2 separate regions of the Homo sapiens genome follow, and region 2 is linked to region 1. A link is a loop called in an ENCODE intact Hi-C map of the cell type or tissue named here. Cell type or tissue: GM12878. All regions are shown on one strand. Each heading gives the region's core, and the rest is flanking DNA. Links, peaks and the distances in the headings are about the cores only.

Region 1 (10,650 bases), core at 3,324-8,323:
TGAGGCTGCAGTGAGCTGTGATCTCACTCCAGCCTGGGCAAAGAGTCAGACCCTGTCACCAAAAAAAAAAAAAATAAAAAAATAAAAAAAAAAATAAAAAATAAAAATAAAAAAAATTCAACAAAACCAAAAGCTGATTACAAGGTTTTATTGACCAAAAGGTCAATAAAATTGGTAAGCCTCTACCCAGGCTAGCCAAGAAAAAAAGAGGACACAAATTACTGAAATGAAAGAGAAGACATCACTACAGATCCCACAGATGTTGAAAGGATAATAAAAGAATATTATGAACAACTCTATGCCTACACATTTGATAAACCTAGATAAAATGGACCCATTCCTTGAAAGACACAATCTGCCAAAACTCACACAAAACAGACAATCTGAATAGGCCTACATCTATTAAAGAAATTGAATCAATAATTAATAACTTTCCAAAACAGAAAAGAACCAATTCCAGATGGATTCACTGGTAAATTCTATCAAACATTTCAGAAACAAATTATAACAATTCTCTGCAATCTTTTTCATTAGACAGAAAAGAGAATACAGCATTCCTCCCTTTACTCACAGTTTTGCTTTCTGCAGTTTCAATTTCTCTTGGTCAACTGTGGTCCAAAAATATTAAATGGAAAAATCCAGAATCACACAATTCACAAGTTTTAAATTATTTAACTTTCTGAGTAGCATGATAAAATCTCTTGCCATCCTGCTCCATCTGGCCTGGGACATGAATCAACCTTTTGTCCGGAGTATCCATGCTGTATACACCACCTGCCCATTAATCACTTAGTAGCCATCTTGGTTATCAGATCAACAGTTGCATTATCGCAGTGCTTTAATGGCCCTAAAACACAAGAGTAGTGGTGCTGGCAATTTAGATATGCCAAAAGAAGCCATAAAGTACTTTTTAAAAATGAAAATGTGGAGGTTCTCAAATAAATAAAGAAAAACATCTGTATGTTGCTGTTGCTAAGATCTAAGATAAGAACAAATTTATTTGTGAAGTTGTAAAGAAGGAAAAAAAACTCATGCTAGTTTTGCCGTGGCACTTCAAACCCCAATAGTTAAAACACAGTGCGTGACAAGCGATTAGTTCAGTTGAAAAAGGCATTACATTTGTGGGTGGAAGACAAGAAAAGAATTGTGTTCCAATTGACAGCATTTAGGTTCAGTACTATCCACAGTTTCAAGCATCCACTGGGGGTTCTGGAACATTCCAAGACCATATCTCCCCATGGATAAGGGGGTACCACTGTACTTCCTAACTCATTCTATGAGGCCAACATTACCCTAATACCAAAACCAAACATTACAAGCAAACTACAGACCAGTATCTCTCATGAACATAGACTGAAAAATCCTCAACAAAATATTAATGAATCAAATTCAACACTGTATAAATAATTATACACCATGACCAAGTAGGCTTTAGTCTCAAGTATTCAAGACTGGTTCAACATTTGAAAATCAATTAATATAATCCATAATATCAATAGGCTAAAGAAGAAAAATCACATGATCATATCAATAGATGCTGAAAAAGCATATAACAAAACCCAACACTGATTATCTGTACTAGGAATAGAAGGGAACTTCCTCAACTTGATAAAGAATATCTACAAAAAAGCTATAGCTGGCCGGGCACGGTGGCTCACGCCTCTAATCCCAGCACTTTGGGAGGCTGAGACGGGTGGATCCCCTGAGGTGGGGAGTTCAAGACCAGACTGACCAACATGGAGAAACTCCATCTCTACTAAAAATACAAAACTAGCCGAGCGTGGTGGCACATGCCTGTAATCCCAGCTATTCGGGAAGTTGAGGCAGGAGAATCACTTGAACCCAGGAGGTGGAGGTTGTGGTGAGCCAAGATTGGAGTGAGCCTGGGCAACAAGAGCAAAATTCCTTTAAAAAACAAAAAAACCAAAAAAAAACCTTATAGCTAAGACATACTTAATGATGAGAAACTCAAAGCTTTCCTACTAATTTGGGAACAAGACAAGGATGTCCCCTCTCATCACCACTTTTAAACACTGTACTGGAAGTCCTAGCTAATGCAATAAAACAAGGCAAGATAAGAAAAGGTATACAGATTGGAAAGGAGAAAATAAAACTGCCTTTGTTTGCAGATGACATACTGTCTATGTAAAAAATATGAAGAATCAACATAAAAGCTACTAGACCTAATAAGCAATTATAGCAAGGTTGCAAGATACAAAGTTAATATACAAAAGTCAACTGCTCTCCTATACATCAGCAATGAGCAAGTAGAATATGAAATTTAAAACACAATTTACATTAGCACCTCAAAAAGAAAATAGGTATAAGTCTAACGAAGTATGTATAAGATATGAAACAACAACAACAAAAAACCTTGATAAAATAATTACTAAATAGAGAAAGAGTCCATGTTCATGGATAGGAAGACTTAATATTGTCAAGATGTCAGTTCTTCCCAGCTTAGTCTATAGATTTGATGCAAATCCCAATCAAAATCCCAGAAGGAGGCTGGGCACAGTGGTTCATGCCTGCAATCCCAGTGCTTGGGGAGGCTATGGTGGGAGGATGGCTTGAGGCTAACAGTTCAAAACCAGCCTGGGTAACATAGCAAGGCCCCATCTCTACCAAAGAAATAAAAAATTAGCCAGGCATGGTGGTGCCTGCCCGTAGTCCCACCTACTTGGAAGACTGAGGAAGGACTGCTTGAGCCCAGCAGTTTGAGGCTGCAGTGAGCTATGTCTGGGCCACCATACTCCAGCCTGGGTGACAGAGTAAGACCCTATCTATAAATAAATAATAAAATAAATAAGTGAGCCAGTAAGTCATGAAAACACATGGCGAAAACTTAAATGCATATTAGTTAACTGAAAGAAGATAGTGTGATAAAGCTATATATAATATGATTCCAACTATTTCACACTTTGGAAAAGGCAAAACTATGAAGACAATAAAAAAGGTCAATGGTTGCCATGGGGTTAGGAGGGAGGCAGGGATGAATAGGTAGAACACAGAGGATTTTTTAGGATAGTGAAACTACTCTGTATGATACTATTAATGATGGATACATGTCAATATAAAGTTGTCCAAACCCACAGAATGTACAACACCAAGAGTGAACCCTGAACTATGGACTTCTGAGTGATAATGATGTTTCAATGTAGGTTCATTTATTTTTAACAAATGAACTACTCTAATGGTGAATGTTGATACTGGGGGAGGCTATGCATGTGTGGGAGCAGGGGGTATATGGGAAATCCCTGTTTCCTCCACTTAATTTTGCTGTGAACTTAAAACCACTCTAAAATAAATAAGGGAAAAATCCATATCATTTACTCAAATACTATTTGATTTCATTTTAAGTCTATAGGTTTATGGGTTACGCTCTTCCTGAATTAAATATCTGGGATCACAAAATATCAATAAAAGTAATATTTTACATTGTAGTCCATAACTGACTATTACTGCAGAATTACCTATTCAGAGCAGACTGGCCCCTTTGTGGCCTAGACTCTTGAACAACATAATCCCAATCCTCCACTATTTAATGGCCCCAAATCTCTACTAAAGACAAAGCTGCACTGATAGTAGTGGTTTCTACCACACAACCTCTTTAGGACCTAACAAGGATCAATAGGAAACAATTCTTACATTCTAGAGTCACTGCATAGACATTTACTGATCATCTTGAAGTGAGTAGGGCATGTCACTGGCACTGAGGAAAGAAGGTTATAAGAGAACCAAGACTGTCCCTGATCTCCAGGAGTATATATTCATGAGCAGATACAGCATACCCATCACAGATTTTAGTACAAATGGATACAATGAAAATCAAACACACGTGCTGAGACATCGCAGAACAGAAAAGTGACTAGAGTTGGTAGAGCCAACATGGAGGAATTCTGTAGAAATGGTGTGTTCTGGGCATGACTTTAAAGACACAGAATAGCAACGAAGGGAATCCCAAGAAATAGAAATGATACGGAAATAAGAATAATTACAAGGTAAATAGAGAATACCATGGGATCTTGTTGAAGTAGAATACAGATTCAATGATGTAAAATTAATAAATAGGCAGTAATAGTGAAATCTGATAGTAAGATTCAGGAGTTTAGGCTTAATACTACAGGAAATTACCAGAGGTGGCTAAAACAGGTAAATTAAACGTTCAACATTCACTGCCTTTTTTATGCTACTGGATATTCTAGGTGCTAAGGTTGTGCTGGTGAACAAGACAAAGCCTGCTGACTGTTTTATCATCTACCTGAAGAAAGAAAGATTGATTGGAATCATGACTGCCTGACTACAGAAATGGAAAAAAATCGAACTGAGAAATTCAAAGACAACTGGCAGAACCAAATGATGGGTTAGATTTGATGGAAAACCAAAAGGAAAGAATCATGTAACTGGAAACTAGAATGACAGAAAAAAATAGATAATTTAGGGTTACAAGATTCTTTGCTTAGCTTTTAATTGTTCCAGGTTCCATGAGATGCTTCAGCTGAATTATCTACAAGTAACTAAAGCAGATTGGGAAAAGTCAGGGTAAAATAAGTTTGGAGAGCAATAATTTCCAACATATAAGATTTAATATAAAAAAGCAAACACTTGGCCAGGCATGGTGGCTCATGACTGTAATCCCAGCACTTTGGGAGGCTGAGGTGGGCAGATCACGAGGTCAGGAGTTCGAGACCAGCCTAACATGGTGAAATCCTGTCTCTACTAAAAATACAAAAATTAGCCAGGTGTGGTGGCACGCTCCTGTAATCCCAGCTACTCAGGAGGCTGATGGAGGAGAATTGCTTGAACCCGGGAGGCAGAGGTTGCAGTGAGCCAAGATCACGCCACTGCACTCCAGCCTGGGCGACGGAGTCAAAAAAAAAAAAAAAAAAAAAAAAAAAAAAAGCACACTTAGGAGTGTTTACCACTGCTAACCCTGTCTAAGCACTTTACATACATTAACATTTAATCCTTACAAAAGCATTATAAGCTAAGTCTATTATACCCATTTTACAGATGGAAAAAATGAAGTAGAAAAAAGTAACTTTTGTCCAGGGTCACAGAACTAGTAAGTGGCCAAGTGTATAATGTATAGGAGGTACAGGGATTGGTTCTCAGATTAGTTAATGAGAAGGAGAAAATGTACTTGGAAGAGAACAAAAGACAGAGGACAAATACAAGGGATAAAAAGTTGAGAAATGAATCACAAGGAGCAAGAAACCAACAGTGCCCAGTGGAGCCCAACAACATATTTGCTGATGATGCCTACGACAGCTTAAAGAAGGAAATGGAAGATGAGCCCAAGTTGGTCCAAAGGAAATGGTGGTGACTGAGAGAAGTTTCAGTGGTATGAGACTGTCTCATCTACAGTATTTGAGAGGAGTGTGTGAAAAAAATGAGGCAACAGAAGATAGATGGTGATATGGTTTGGCTGTTCCCACCCAAATCTCGTCTTGAATTGCAATCCCCATAAACCCCACGTACCTAGGGAGAGGCCTGGTGGGAGGTGACTGGATCACAGGGGCGGCTTCCCCCAAGCTCTTCTCATAATAATGAGTTCTCATGAGATCTGATGTTTTTCATTTCTTTTTTTTTTTTTTTTTTTGAGACAGAATCTCACCCTGTCGCCCAGGCTGGAGTGAGGTGGCACAATCTCAGCTCACTGAAACCTCCACCTCCCACGTTCAAGCAATTCTCAGCCTCAGGCTCCTGAGATTACAGGTATGCACGACCATGCCTGGCTAATTTTTGTACTTTTAGTAGAGATGGGATTTCCCCATGTTGGCCAGGCTAGTCTCAAACTCCTGACTTCAAGTGACCTGCCTGTCTCTGCCTCTCAAAGTGCTGGGATTACAGGCATGAGCCACTGTGCCCGGCCAAGATCTGATGGTTTTATAAGGGACTCTTCCCGCTCTGCTCCTCACTCTTCTCTCTCCTGCTGCCATGTGGAGGCCTTGCTTCCCCTTTGGGGCCTTGCTTCCCCATCATGATTGTAAGTTTCCTAAGGCCCCCTCAGCCCTGTGGAACTGTGAGTCAATTAAACCTCTTTTCTTTGTAAATTACCTAGTCTCCGGCAGTTCTTTACAGCAGTGTGAAAACAGACTAATACAGAGAGGTTTGCTTAAAGAAACCCAGTATGTTTAAAGACAAAAGGGAAGGAACACTCTAAAAGTTGACAATACAGGGATTTTTCTATTTTTCCAAAATCACTTTTAGCTACATTTACAAAATTTACAAAAAATTTTACAAAACGTTTTAATTACCACCCACTGGCCACCAAGGGTGCAGTTCATTTAGCAATTACTAGTTTTAACATAGTTCTAGCCAGGATTGCTCAGATTGCTCACCTAACATCCTCTGTGGAAGGACAGGTTTTTTTTTTTTCTTCTCACAAACCTATTGTTGGCTTCATGTCCTAGCAGAGACAGATGGCCACCAGGCTAAATAAGTGCCAGGGCATCATTTCCCCAGGCCAGGAAGCCCTGAAAGCTCCTCATGGTAGGAAGAAAGCTGCCAAGTCTCCACCTTCTGTTCTGATTTCATACATAATTTTCTGAAGTTGTTTCTATTTATCTTTTATCTAGATGATTGGCTCAGATGTTTCTGTTTTCCTTGGTCAACTGTTTTCTTCTATGATTATTTTAAATTATGCCTCAAAATATTCCACTAGAAAATAAGAACGATAAAACTAAATTAGCTGACAAATAATACCTTTACTAAATGTCATTAGGACTAATGCTTTATACTGTTTTTCAAGCACTCTTTCAGGTTAGAAAGAAAGATGTATTTTTCAGCATTTAAAGGCCTCACTGTTTATCCCTCTGTGCTCTCACTCCCTTAAGACTGCAGCTCAGTGTTAAAAATTTTTACCACGTGAGACTTGCATCACTACATGAACAGGTTTGTAAAAGTTAAAAATCAGTGTTGGCAAGGGTGTGGAAATGTTTGTTATCTTGACTGTGGGGAGTTTTACATACATGTCAAAGCTGATCAAATTGTCCACTTTAAACATGCTGTTTAGTGTACTTAATAAAGTTGACAAACTTAATATTTAGATCACATTGGCAATCTGGTACAGAAAACCATCCTCCCAAAATGAAAGAAAGGGGCAATGTTCTAGAACTCCAAGGTTTTTGTAGCACTATGAGCCTCTTCCAAAGCCTGTAGGAATAAATGTCTTTGCTCCTGACTTCTCTTTTCTGAGTCAGAAGGCTTAAACTCTTTTTTTTTTTTTTTTTTTTTTGAGATGGAATCTTGCTCTGTTGCCCATGCTGGAGGAGAGTGGCACAATCTCAGCTCACTGCAACCTCTGCCTCCTGGGCTCAAGCAATTTTCCTGCCTTAGCCTCCCAAAGTAGCTGGGACCACAGGCGCCTGCCACCAACCCTGGCAAATTTTTGTATTATGAACTCTTCTACTTCTTGACAACCATGCCCTGCTATGGCAAAGGAAAGCCTTAACATTTGAGTTGGAAATTGCTAGAAAGAATGAGAACACTTAAATGACAGAATGAATGCAAAGGAATGAAACAGTGGGGTGAACGTTCAGGCAGTATACTCAAGCCTGATAGAGGGACATAAGACTCCAGGAGAAGCAGTGAGATGTGACAGAAGGAACCATGGCTTTGGAGTCAGTCATACCCCATTTGAATTAGACCCTGATTTTGGATATGGTGAGTCTGTTTCCTCAAGAATTATAGTACCTCCCTTATGAGGTTGTTGTAAAGATTAAATAATAAGCACGTGAAAAATTGCCTAGTACATATAACAAATCCATAGAAAACACACAATAATGTTGGCTGTCTTCTCTCAAGTTTTAAATCTCACAATCAGACTTACAGGGCAACACTCACCAACAGCAATGTCACAAAGGATCAAGGTTTCATAAAATTTGAGTCCATGGCTTCATATTTCATGGTGATTTCCACAAACCTGAATCACGCTAATGTCCAAAGGGCCATCAAAATTATCTTCCATCCAGATATTAGGTGCAGTTTTTCAGGATTGTAGAGATGCTAACAAATTACAGGTTCTCTCATGCAAACACTTTGCTAGGAATTATATATATCAAGTTTATATTTGGCAATCAGGCTTTAGAAGCAGAAGGTCTAGCTATCTCAAACTACCAAATCAGCCATCAAGACTGTGGCATTCAGAAAAACTAAGTCTATCATCTCTTTTAGTAAACATAAGTGAAAAGTGGCTTAACCTGTATACGTATTGTTGATGTCATATGATAGGCAAATCATGATTAAGAGCTTGTGTAACACTGCACCACAGTTTTAAGGGGGACACTGATCTTTAATTTTCAGTGCTCTAAAAGGGATAACGGAGCAGACTAGAAGCACCTGAACACAGTGGTCTGTGTAAAGCTGATCTGGCTTTACAGAAGTAGAAGTTGGTATAACATACTCCCTGGGACCATGTAGAAACCCTGTGTTCCTCTACCTCCACTACCCAGAATGGCATAAAAAGGAGGTCTTTTTCAGAGACAAGCCTTCTGACTCAGGGACAACCTCTCACCTCAGCTGTTTGCAGGCCTTTATTGCTCTAATTGAAGGAAAAGGTTGACAACAGCAGAGGAATAGATAAACTGGAATACATTTACAATTTATAACCCTGAACTATTTTTGTTTGAGGATAGAGAGAGAAAAATGATATAACATTTATTTTATGGTTAATCAGTCATCAGATCCTTCATTAAGGCCCTGTTTCATTTCTAAACCCTACAACAGTCCAGCAAAAATCCCATCTCCTGTGTAAATATATCTTCATGCCTTCATTCCTAAGCTTTATGTTTATGAATTAACTTATCAACTTTGTTAAATGACAAATTTTTTTTTTTTGTATTTTTATTAAAGATGGGGTTTTACCACGTTAGCCAGGATGGTCTCGATCTCCTGACCTCATGATCTGCCTGCCTTGGCCTCCCAAAGTGCTGGGATTATAGGCGTGAGCCACCATGCCTGGCCAAATGAAAAATTCTTTTTTTTTTTTTTTTTTTTTTTTTTGAGACAGAGTCTTGCTCTTGTCGTCCAGGCTGGAGTACAACCTATGCCTCCTGGGTTCAAGCAATTCTCCTGCCTCAGCCTCCCGAGTAGCTGGGATTACAGGCACCCGCCACCATGCCCGGCTAATTTTTGTATTTTTAGTAGAGACGGGGTTTCGCCATGTTGGCTAGGCTGGTCTCTAACTCCTGACCTTGTGATCCACCCACCTCGGCCTCCCAAAGTGCTGTGATTACAGGCATGAGCCACTGTGCCCGGCCTGAAAAATTCTTATAGGAACCTTTAAAGTCCACACCAAAATTCATGGCCTGCTTCTTAATGGGCCTCTGAAACACCTAAGGAAAATAGAAACAAGACTTACACACATGCATTTCCTGTCTATGTCTTAAGAGAATCTGCTTTTTTCTCTTTAACAATTTACTATTTTGAAGTATTCTATATAGTGTGCAAGAGAACTAAAACATTAGACATAGACTAAACACTGAAGATTACTTGTGCAATCACTTTACAGAACAGGGAGATGAAATGACTTGTCCAGGGCATTGAGTTGCATTAGTTACTGTTAGATCCAAGACTTGAGTTCAAATCCCAATTTCAAGACTTATACTTTGGAAGAATGATGCAACCTCTCTGTGCTTCAGTTTTCTGATCTGTGCAAAGTGGGGACTGTTGTAGGTGATTATTACAGGCATAAGAATTAAATGTTAATTCAAAACATGAGGGTGGGCACAGTGGCTCATGCTTGTAATCCCAGCACTTTGGGAGGCCGAGGCGGGTGGATTACTTGAGGTCAGGAGATTGAGACCACCCTGGCCAACATGGTGAAACCCGGTCTCTACTAAAAATACAAAAATTAGATGGGCGTGGTGCTGCACGCCTGTAATCTCAGCTACTCGGGAGGCTGAGGCACAAGAATTGCTTGAACCCAGGAGGTGGAGGTTGCAGTGAGCTAAGATCGCACCACTGCACTCCAGCCTGGGTGACAGAGCTAGACTCCGTCTCCAAAAAAAAAACATAAAATAAACAAATAAATAAAAACAACATGAGTTTTGAGTATTTTATTGCTGATTCTCAGTCCAGTGTTCTTTTCATACGTTGGTTCCTTACACATAACATGCTCTTTATACTATTTGTAAGTGCCTTTGTTTTTTTAAAAATTAAATTTTATTATACATAATGCACATTTAATATATTTTGAGATAAAGAAAAAAACATTCTGGGGAACTCCTTTCCCACCCATATAACAAACTCTGTGAAAAGAGAAATAAAAAAAGTTAAGCCTTTTAAGAATTAACTTTTTCTACCTCCCATACCCCTTAAGGGTTAAGGACAAAAGAAACAGGTCCTCAAAAGCCAAACTGAAGAACTGGCAACATTTAGCTATAATAAGTATGAATAAAATCGGGGTTAAATTTCTGTTTCCCAGTAGAAAAGCATGTTTGAGTAACAGGGAGTAGCTAGCTACTCCATCTATTCAAGGAGGTTAAGAGGAGAGCTTTTGGCCGGGCGCGGTGGCTCACGCCTGTAATCCCAGCACTTTGGGAGGCCGAGGCGGGTGGATCACAAGGTCAGGAGATCGAGACCATCCTGGCTAACACGGTGAAACCCTGTCTCTACTAAAAAATACAAAAAATTAGCCAGGCATGG
Region 2 (10,650 bases), core at 2,079-7,078, 51 kb after region 1:
ATAACCTTGCAAAATGCAGCATTACATGGGAATTAGTCTGTTAGAAGCACAAAAAACAAAAATTTTAAACCACTTCACTAATATCACCTATAATATAGTCTCACAACTTGGTCTACTTATGGCAATCCTGTCTTCCCAAATCTAATAACATATCTTAATAACTTCACATTTCACCTATCTCCTCTACAAGCTTCTTAGCAATCCCCCTAAATGCTATGTTTTTTCGTATCTCTGTACAAGTAATTTCCTCTACATACAGAATGATGCCCTTCTCTGCCTTTTCTTCATCTAATCCTCTTTTAAGACCAACTTCTTGGGCTGGGCGCAGTGGCTCACACCTATAATCCCAGCATTTTTGGAGGCCGAGGCTGGTGGATCACGAGGTCAGGAGATCAAGACCATCCTGGCTAACACAGTGAAACCCCGTCTCTACTAAAAATAAAAAAATTAGCCAGGCGTGGTGGCAGGCGCTTGTAGTCCCAGCTACTCAGGAGGCTGAGGCAGGAGAATGGCGTGACCCCAGGAGGCAGATCTTGCCGTGAGCCGAGATCGCACCACTGCACTCCAGCCTGGGTGACAGAGCTAGACTCCACCTCAAAAGAAAAAAAAAAAAAAAAGACCAACTTCTTGTATCACTGTTTCAGTGATGCTTTCTGACCCTGCCCCCCACTCCTCCTTGAACTTACATAATATTCATTGCTCTAGAGACTTTTTAAATTTTACCTAAGTTCTACTTAAATGTATGATTCCTCCAGTAGGCCATAAGGTACTTAATATACAGCAGGCCTTATTTACATCTCTAATTACAGCTAGCGTCAAGTGCTGGGAGTTGGAATAATGGAGGCTATTTTTTAAAGTTTCAGGAAGAAGCATCTTAACTCAAGAAATAAAGTAGTTGCCCTAAGTTGAAGGCAGATTCATAATTAAATGAACTGAACTATTTGTTACTCCACTCCTTTGGTACTGTCACATAGCCCACAAGCATGGAAATGATCTGAACCAATGCAAAGAAATAGTCTCACCTTGCTTATACCTAAAAGCCCACTACAATAAATGCAAAAAAAACTTAAAGGTTTTACTGTGAGGATAAGAACTCAATGAGAAAAGCCCAAGTCACTAATTCATTACTTAGTCAAGCTTTGAGCAAATGTAAATATAATTATGACCTCACACTCAAATAAAATTCATTTAGAATGATTTTCACATGTAAATATTTCATTTTTCTTAGATGTCTAACTTCAACAGAAATTCCACTTCAGAAAACAGAGCAATAATGGAAACTTCTAAGTTTCACTGCAAACATGCAAAAATAGGCATCACAACACCCAATGTACACTCAGCAGTATTTAACCGCTCAGCTCAATATACGGATATATTAAAAACCAAACTTGATTCTTGCTGACGGCATGTCAAAGTAGCTGATGCAAGACAAATACATGCTGATTGTTCTTGGCCAACACAAATGCATCTTTAAGTACATATGCATTAGTAAAGTCTCAGCCTATGGTCCTTGAACTACCAGTGACTCAAGAAAAGCTTGCTGGCAGCCTAGTACTGCCAGAAAAGCAGAAGCGGAAAGATGCGAGGGATGAGGGGCATGGGGAGAAGCAGGTGCAGTGGCCCCCCAAATGAAGATAACCACTCAGGTGGTCTGCAGTAAGGAAAAAATGAGAGTCATTAAATCAGCAAATTGATCATGTCCGGTTAATTTGATTATGTTGCTTAAACTAAATAAACCTAATGTATTCCTGCAACAAGATAAGAATGTGTTTTAGTCAAAAGCCACAAGAGATAATTAATTCATCAATGTAAAGGCAAAATTTTGTTACTAGTGATTTAACATTCTCATTAGAGGACTCACCTGGGTAAAGTAGTACTAAGAAGGTACTGCCAAAGCTTTGCATATACAGTAATAAAATCAGCCAGATTTAAAAATAAAACCCATCTATTAAAATCTGTCCAAAGAGGCCAGGTGCGGTCGCTCACGCCTGTAATCCCAGCACTTTGGGAGGCCGAGGCAGGCGGACCACAAGGTCAAGAGATTGAGACCATCCTGACCAACATGGTGAAACCCCATCTCTACTAAAAATACAAAAATTAGCTGGGCGTAGTCGCACACCTGTAGTCCCAGCTACTCGGGAGGCTGAGGCAGGAAAATCGCTTGAACCCAGGAGACAGAGGTTGCAGTGAGCCAAGATCGTGCCACTGCACTCCAGCCTGGGCGAGACAGCAAGCCTCCGTCTCTCCGTCTCAAAAAAAAAAATAAAAATAAAAATAAAAATCTGTCCAAAGAAGAGGCATTATAGACTAGGGCTATCAAAAGTTAGAAGAGTAAAAATTGCTATCATGTCTAATGGATTAAAGCTTCTGTCCATAAAATGCAGCACTAATAACTGATTCCTAAATAAATTTAAATTGGAGATGAAAACATCCTCAAATAATGCCCACTGCAAGATTCTTTTTAAAAATGCCTTCTGGCTGGGCATGGTGGCTCACACCTGTAATCCCAGCACTTTGGGAAGCCAAGGCGGGTGGATCACCTGAGGTTAGGAGTTCAAAACCAGCCTGGCCAACGTGGTGAAACCTCATCTCTACTAAAAATACAAAAATTAGCCAGGTGTGGTGGCACACGCCTGTAATCCCGGCTATTTCAGAGGCTGAGGCAGGAGAATCGCTTGAACCTGGGAGGCAGAGGTTGCAGTGAGCCGAGATTGTACCACTGCGCTCCAGCCTGGGCGACAGAGTGAGACTCCGTCTCAAAAAAAAAAAAAAAAAAAAAAAAAAAAAGGCTTTCCAACATAAATTCCAATCCTTTATTGATAGAAAATTGAAAATGGAGTGGGACTAGCCCAACGGAAGGTAGATGATCAGGAAGCAGCTACAATGGCCTATGTCAATTTTTAATGTAAACTCTAGTGCTAAAACTTTTCCCAAAGAGGATTCAGCTCTCCTCATGTCTAATATTTTCCGACTGTAGCTTCCTTGACCTATATATTAGGTTCTCATACCTGCCAACCCAGAGTACCACTGTATTTTCAACCTATATCTTCTTGCTGCCCATTTTCTTTTTGGTCCCCTCCCTACAACTCCACTCCTCCTAGTAAAATTTGCTGCCTTCTGCTTTGTATCATGTAAATGTCCTAAAAGTCTCTTGCCAAAGTGGTATGAAATTTTAGGCACCTCTCTCATAAAGCCCCAGAGCTCACCGACCCAGAAAATATGAAGGATTTTCACCTCCACTGTCACACTAGGGATACAAGGAGACTAAATCTTCAGTCCTCCTCATGCTCAATTTTGCTTTACTTTTTTTTTTTTTTTTTTTTTTTGAGACGGAGCCTCGCTGTGTCGCCAGGCTTGGAGTGCAGTGGCACAATCTCGGCTCACTGCAACCTCCACCTCCCGGGTTCAAGCGATTCTCCTGCCTCAGCCTCCCAAGTAGCTAGGACTACAGGCACGTGCCACCATGCCCAGCTAATTTTTGTATTTTTAGCAGAGACAGGCTTTCACCATGTTGGCCAGGATGGTCTTGATCTCCTGACCTCATGATCCGCCCGCCTCAGCCTCCCAAAGTGCTGGGATTACAGGTGTGAGCCACTGCACCTGGCTGTTTTACTCTTTACTATTGGCACAAACCAAAGAATAGAAGCATAAGAAAATTCAATAAACCAGTTAGATGATGTGTAGAACATAATGGACACTGAAAATACATAAGAAAGAAGTACACTGGACATTCTTGGTGAAGAAAGTCTTACAGAGAATGTGTTTGTCCTGAACCACACCAACCTCAAAAGGGCTACTGGTATATTCTGGAATTGTATACCTAAGAAGTCTACCTTGTTTTAGGATATGAGTAACAAACTACAGCTAGAATTTTTGCAAACACTATGTATTAGTCCGTTCTCATGCTACTATAAAGAACTGCCTGAGGCCAGGCGCGGTGGCTCATGCCTGTAATCCCAGCACTTTGGGTGGCCGAGGTGGGCGGATCATGAGGTCAGGAGATTGAGACCATCCTAACACGGTGAAACCCCAACTCTACTAAAAATACAAAAAATTAGCCAGGCATGGTGGCGGGCGCCTGTAGTCCCAGCTACTTGGGAGGATGAGGCAGGAGAATGGCATGAACCCAGCAGGTGGAGTTTGCCGTGAGCCAAGATTGCGCCACTGCACTCCAGCCTGTGCAACAGAGCGAGACTCCGTCTCAAAAACAAAGAACTGCCTGAGACTAGGTAATTTATAAAGGAAAGAAGTCTAATTGACTCACAGTTCCGCAGGGCTGGGGAGGCCTCAGGAAACTTACAATCACGGTGGAAGGGGCAACAAACACGTCCTTGTTCACATGGCAGGAGGAAGAAGTGCCGAGCAAAAGCGGGGAAAGCCCCTGATAAAACCACAAATCTTGTGAGAACTCACTCACTATCACAAGAACAGCATGGAGGTAACCGCCCCCATGATTCAATTACCTCCCACTGGGTATCTCCCATGACACGTGGAGATTATGAAAACTACAATTCAGGATGAGATTTGGGTGGGAACACAGCCAAACGGTATCACACCACAGCTAGAACCAAGTTACTGAACCAAATTATTTTCTGAAATTACAAGAATGATCCGTTCTAAATACAACCAGATTAGTTTCACAAGCAGAGACCTGCTTCCCTCTTTCCCAATTCAACAAAATTCAGTATACTAAGTACCTACTTACTATGTGTCAGGCCTGATTAGAGGTGATTTTCTTATTGCTTCACCCTTTATGAAACTCTCATGACTCAATTCTTAGTATTTTCCTCCTCTTTCACTTACTTATTAGCAGTCACTCACTTTTACACCTTCAGTCAACTCACCCCAGCTGATCCCAAAATCCACAATCATAGCCCTAAGCATCTAGGAGTTCCCTATCTAAATTTCCGTACCACACTACATGGTGACTCCACTTAGACATTCTTCTGTCACCTACACCTTAACATATACTGAATGCTAAACCAGGGCTTTTCCCAGATATCTTTCTTATTCCACAAAACCTGCCAAGCTACCTCAATATTCCTGGTCACTCGGGTTCATAAACATGGTATTATTTTACTTCTCCTTTTCTCTTCTGTACCCCTACATCCAATAAATCACCAACTCATTCCATTTTTTTCCCTCATGGGTTCCTCATCCTAGTCTCTTCCCACTTTAGGCAATCCTATACCAATGCTTCTCAAACATTAATGTACATAGGAAATCACTTGAGAATCTTGTGAAAATGCAGATTCTGTAGGTCTAAGGCTCTGAATTTCTAACATGCTCCCAAGGTGATGCCGATATTGCTGCTCCAGAGACAAAACTTTCTGAGCAGCAAAATACTAGACTGTAAATTCCTTTGAGGGCAGAGATTTTTTTTTCCCTGTTGTAATCCCAGTAACTAGTACATAATAGTGGTTCAACTAATATTTAGTGAATGATATTTAGCAGTCAGTACATTCTTTTCATCAGATAAGCTCTTCTCTTCAAGAGTCCACACTAACATCCTACGCAATACCTGTCCAGTTTCTCCATCATTTTCTCTCACACACACTGCTCAAGCCAAAGCAGCCACTTTACCAACGATTACCCCATGCATGTATTGTTTACAACCACTTCCAAGCTTTACTTCATAACCATTCTTCTATCTGGTATGTTTTTAAAAACATCATACAGGCCAAACAAAGCATGTTTGTTGACTGGATGTGACTCATGTACTATCAGTTTACAAACTGAGCTGGAGAATCAACTGGGGTGAAGATCAGTCCCCCACGCCTTCTGACCCCGTAATGTGGGCCAGTTGCATTATGTTCCTTAGGACAGATGGTTTCATTTGTAAGGTTCATTATTGGGGTGCAGAGACAAAGAAAGGGAGGGAGGGAAAGACGGAAGAAAGGGAAAGGGGGAGAGAAGGGAGGGAGGGAAGGAAGAAGACAAAAAAAGGAAACAAAATGGCCAGGCACAGTGGCTCACAACTGTAATTCCAGCACTTTGGGAGTCTGAGGCAGGGGATCACTTGAGGTCAGGATTTCGACACCAGTCTGGCCAACACAGTGAAACCCCGTCTCTACTAAACATACAAAAATTAGCCGGTGTGGAGGTGCACACGTGTAATCCCAGCTATTCGGGAGGCTGAGGCAGGAGAATTGCTTCAACCTGGGAGGCGGAGATTGCAGTCAGCCGAGATCATGCCACTGTACTCCACCCTGGGTGACAAAGCAGACTCTGTCTCAAAAAAAAAAAAAAAAAAAAAAAAAAAAAAGAAGGGAACAAAAAGAAGACGAAGTACATTTATGAATTACTTTTGTCAACTTTTTTTCTTTTTTAGCTACCCTGTTAACTGAATTGTCAACTTCTATAAACCATTTCACTGCTAATAACCTTTCATCAGATCAGACAGAGGAAATAAAAGTTTTCCACTTCTTGTTGAGAAAGCAAATGTTAGCTGTGAGATTTGCAAATTATTGGCTATAGATCTATTCTGTATACATCAGTGAAAGGTTACTTTATATTTAAAACTGAAACTAGAAGCACAAGCAACAGAAGAAAAAAATAGATAAATCGGACATCATTAAAATTACAAACTTTAGGTGATGCACGGTGGCTCACGTCTGTAATCCCAGCATTTTGGGAGGTCAAGGAGGGAGGATCACTTAAGCCCGGGAGTTTGAGACCAGCCTCAACAACACAGAAAGACCCCGTCTCTACAAAAATTTAAAAATTAGCTGGCTGTGGTGGTGCACACCTGTGGTCCCAGTTACTCAGGAGGCTGAACCAGGAAGATTGGCTAAGCCCCGGAGGTAGAGGCTGCAGTAGGCCATGATTACGCCATTGCACTCCATCATGGGTAACAGAGCGAGACTCTATTAAAAAACAACAACAACAACAACAACTTTGTACATGAAAGGACACCATCGAGAGAATGAAAAGACAACTCACAGAATGGGGGAAAATATCTGCATATCATATATTTGATAAGGGTTCAATATCCAGAATATATAAAACTCTTACCACTCAAAAAAAAAAAAAAAGCCAAATAACTCAAAAAATGAGCAAAGGGCATAAATATTTCTCCAGGGAAGATATATAAATGGACATGAAAACAGGTGCTCAACACCACTACTCATCAGGAAAATGCAAATCAAACTAAGAGATACTACTTCAGAATTGCTGTAATTTAAAAAATGGAATATAACAAGTGATGGTGAAAAGAGAGAAACTGGAACCATCATACACTGCTGGTAAGAATAAGTGGTAGAAAATAATCTGGTAGTTTCTCAAAAAGGTAAACACAGAATTACCATATGACCCATTAATTCCACTCCTATCCAGCTGAAAGAACTGGAAACAGAGATTGAAAACAGACACTTGTACACCAAAGTTCAGAGCTGCATCATTCACACCAAAATCTGGAAGCAGCCCAAATGTCCAACAGATGAATGGATAAAAAAAAAAGTGGTATATACATGGGCAGGAGTTGGAGACCAGCCTGGCCAACATGGTGAAACCCCGTCTCTACTAAAAATACAAAAAATTAGCCAGGCGTGGTGGTGCGTACCTATAATCCCAGCTACTCGGAGGGCTGAGACAGGAGAATCGCTTGAACCTGGGAGGTAGAGGTTGCAGCGAGCTGAGATCACACCATTGCATTCCAGCCTAGGCAGAGTGAGACTCTGCCTCAGGGGAAAAAAAAAAAAAAGCGGTATATACATACAATGGAATATTATTTAGCCATAAAAAGGATAGAGTACAAATACATGCTACAACAGGATGAACACGGGAGACTTTATGGTAAGTAAATAAACCACAAACAAAAGGGCAAATATTTTATGATTCTACATATAGGACCACACAACGTTGTGAATATAATCAATGCCACTGAATTACACATTTAAAAATGGTTGAGACGGTAATTGTTATATGTTTTGCCACAATTTTATTTTTATTTATTTATTTTGAGACCGAGTCTCACTCTGTCACCCAGGCTGGAGTGCAATGGCGTGATCCTGGCTCACTGCAACCTCTGCCTCCCATGTTCAAGCGATTCTCCTGCCTCAGCCTCCTGAATAGCTGGGATTACAGGCACTCGCCACCACCACACCCGGCTAATTTTTGTATTTTCAGTAGAGATGGGGTTTCTCCATGTTGGCCAGGCTGGTCTTGAACTCCTGACCTCAAGTGCTCTACCTGTCTTGGCCTCCCAATGTGGTGCGAATGCAGGCGTAAGCCACTGGGCCTGGCCAATTTTGTCACAATTTAAAAAAAGTAAACTACGGAAAAACAGAAAACTAGCATTCTTTATAGCAGCCCTGGGTTTAAGCTCTGACTGCCAGTTATAAGCTATGTGATGATGAGCAAGTTATTAAAGGTTGGTGCAAAAGTAATTGCGGTTTTTGCAATTAAAAGTAATGGCAAAGAACAAAACTATTTTTGCACTAACGTAATAACTGCTCTTGGCTTCAATCTTTATCTATGAAACAGAGATACTATCCACCTCATAAGGTTGTTAGGACCTGTTACATAATAAATACTGGATAAATGGTAGATGCTATTCAAAAACCATTGTTACTCACTGAGTAGGTGTCTGTAAGGCTGCTATAAATGGGTATCTGAAAGAACTCCATGATGTTCTCAAGACATTCTGGAATAGAGACTAAAGGAATGAATGTCCAGCATTCAGTTATTCTCTGTAAACCTGGAAACTTGTGACCACCACGGTCAGTTCTCTTAGGATATCACTGAATGCACAAAATAAATGACACACTCAGAAAGTGAGAAGTTACTTTGTACATCACTATACTTTCATTAAAGAGGTGAAGAAAGAAAAGGTTGTTGGTTGTCTTCAATTAATACAATTTTATTGGATTTTCTGCCCACATATTTATTTCAAAAAATCATAAAGGATTTAATTCCTTAGCAAATGTCATGGCTAAAGGCTTGTCTAGAGGTCCTAAATGCCAACTCCAGCATCACAATGTCATTCTAGTACGGCGGAGAACCATACAGAATGTCTGAAAATGTCAAAACAGGCTGGGCGAGGTGGCTCACGTGAAGTCAGGAGTTCAAGACCAGCCTGACCAACACGGTGAAACCCCATCTCCACTAAAAATATGAAATTAGCCAGGCACGGTGGCGCACGCCGGTAATGCCAGCTACTTGGGAGGCTGAGGCAGGAGAACTGCTTGAACCCGGGAGGGCGGAGTTTGCAGTGAGCTGAGATCGTGCCATTGCATTCCAGCCTGGGCAACAAGAGTGAAACGACGTCTCAAAAAAAAAAAAGTCAAAACAATGGGAAATTCTAGGAGCATGGAAGCTTAGAACTGTTAAATAATCTTACATAACTTCTATGACATACCTGTCTTGATTAAAAGTAGGCATTAAAAAAAAAAGGCTGGGCACAGTCGCTCACACCTGTAATCCCAACACTTTGGGAAGCACAGGTGGGCGGATTACTTAAAGGTCAGGAGTTCAAGACCAGCCAGGCCAACCTGGTGAAACCCCGTCTCTACTAAAAATACCAACAAATTAGCTGGGCATGGTGGTGGGCACCCGTAATCCCAGCTACTCTGGAGGCTAAGGTAGGAGAATCTCTTGAACCTGGGAGGCAGAGGCTGCAGTGAGCAGAGATCGTGCCACTGTACCGCAGCCTGGGCGACAGAGCAAGACTCCATCTCAAAAAAAAAAAAAAAAAAAACCAGCCTAACTACTCATGTGGCTGAGGCCAGAGGACTGCCTGAGCCCAAGAGTTCAAGGCTGCAGTAATCTATGATCATGCCACAGTACTTCAGCCTGGGTGACAGAGCAAGATACTATCTCAATAACAAAATATAAAAATAAAAGTTTTTTTATTTGAAAAAAGCCTAAGTAGCTGGAGCTCAAGAACTAAATTCTAGGCAAGGTATATGCCAAAGGAAAATACAACAATTAATCCCAAAACAATAGATAATGCAAAGCTTATAATGTGAATTAAGCCACTTCCATATTCTACAGTCTCTTATAAAAATCTCCCAAATTCCTTCAAAGAATACACCTAATAAGGAAGGTTTTATTGATATACACATAATTACTTGCATACATAAGAGATGGATTCAGAGGGAAAAAGGAAAGTATAGTATTTCAAATGGTCAAAAGATTTTTTTAAAATCTTTTTCTTACTAAGGCTGGCTGATATTTAGAAAGGGTCAAGCTATTCTAAAATGGTGATGTTTGCACAACACTGTGAATGTAATTATTTTGTTTATTTTTTTAAAGACAGAGTCTCACTATGTTGCCTGGGCTGGTCTCCAACTCCTGGGGCTCAAGCAATCCTCTCGCCTCATCATCCCAAAGTGCTGGGATTACAGGCATGAGCCACCCCGCCTGGTTGGTGAATGTAATTAAATCTGTCATGGAAAGTTTAAATCCGTTGTAAGAAGCATGTGAAGACTCCATGTTGATAAAACAACTTTCATAACCCAACACATTCAGATTAAAAACACGGCAAAACCCACCTCTACTAAAAATTTTTTAAAAATTAGCCGGGTGCGGTGGCATGCACCTCGTGGTCCCAGTTACTTGGGAGGCTGAGGTAGAAGGATCACTTGTACCTGGGAGGTCAAGGCTGCAGTGAGCTGTGATCTGGCACTGCACTCCAGCTTGGGCGATAAA

What was found. A loop is a pair of places that touch in the nucleus more often than their neighbours do. Peaks named below come from ENCODE experiments on the same cell type or tissue, not always from the same donor. Only the 100,000 strongest peaks of a DNase experiment are listed, where the experiment ranks them.
Region 2: a loop joins it to region 1, with 3 times the contacts of the local background. A loop is called at or near these places in 7 of 110 quality-filtered maps.

The regions. Positions count from the first base shown.
Region 1 is chr5:172,218,716-172,229,365 of GRCh38, forward strand. All of the region lies in intron 2 of UBTD2 (ubiquitin domain containing 2), which reads right to left. Among named protein-coding and RNA genes, the nearest start is that of EFCAB9, 30 kb to the left of the region's middle. RefSeq lists enhancers at 5,104-5,153, 5,734-5,783. In GM12878, for the core only: no CTCF peak of the experiment used is centred there; DNase peaks (open chromatin) are centred at 5,366 and 6,326; H3K4me3 peaks cover 592 bases; H3K27ac peaks cover 2,908 bases.
Region 2 is chr5:172,270,833-172,281,482 of GRCh38, forward strand. The region is part of intron 1 of UBTD2 (ubiquitin domain containing 2); the gene reads right to left. Among named protein-coding and RNA genes, the nearest start is that of UBTD2, 7.6 kb to the right of the region's middle. In GM12878, for the core only: no CTCF peak of the experiment used is centred there; a DNase peak (open chromatin) is centred at 4,479; H3K4me3 peaks cover 794 bases; H3K27ac peaks cover 1,750 bases.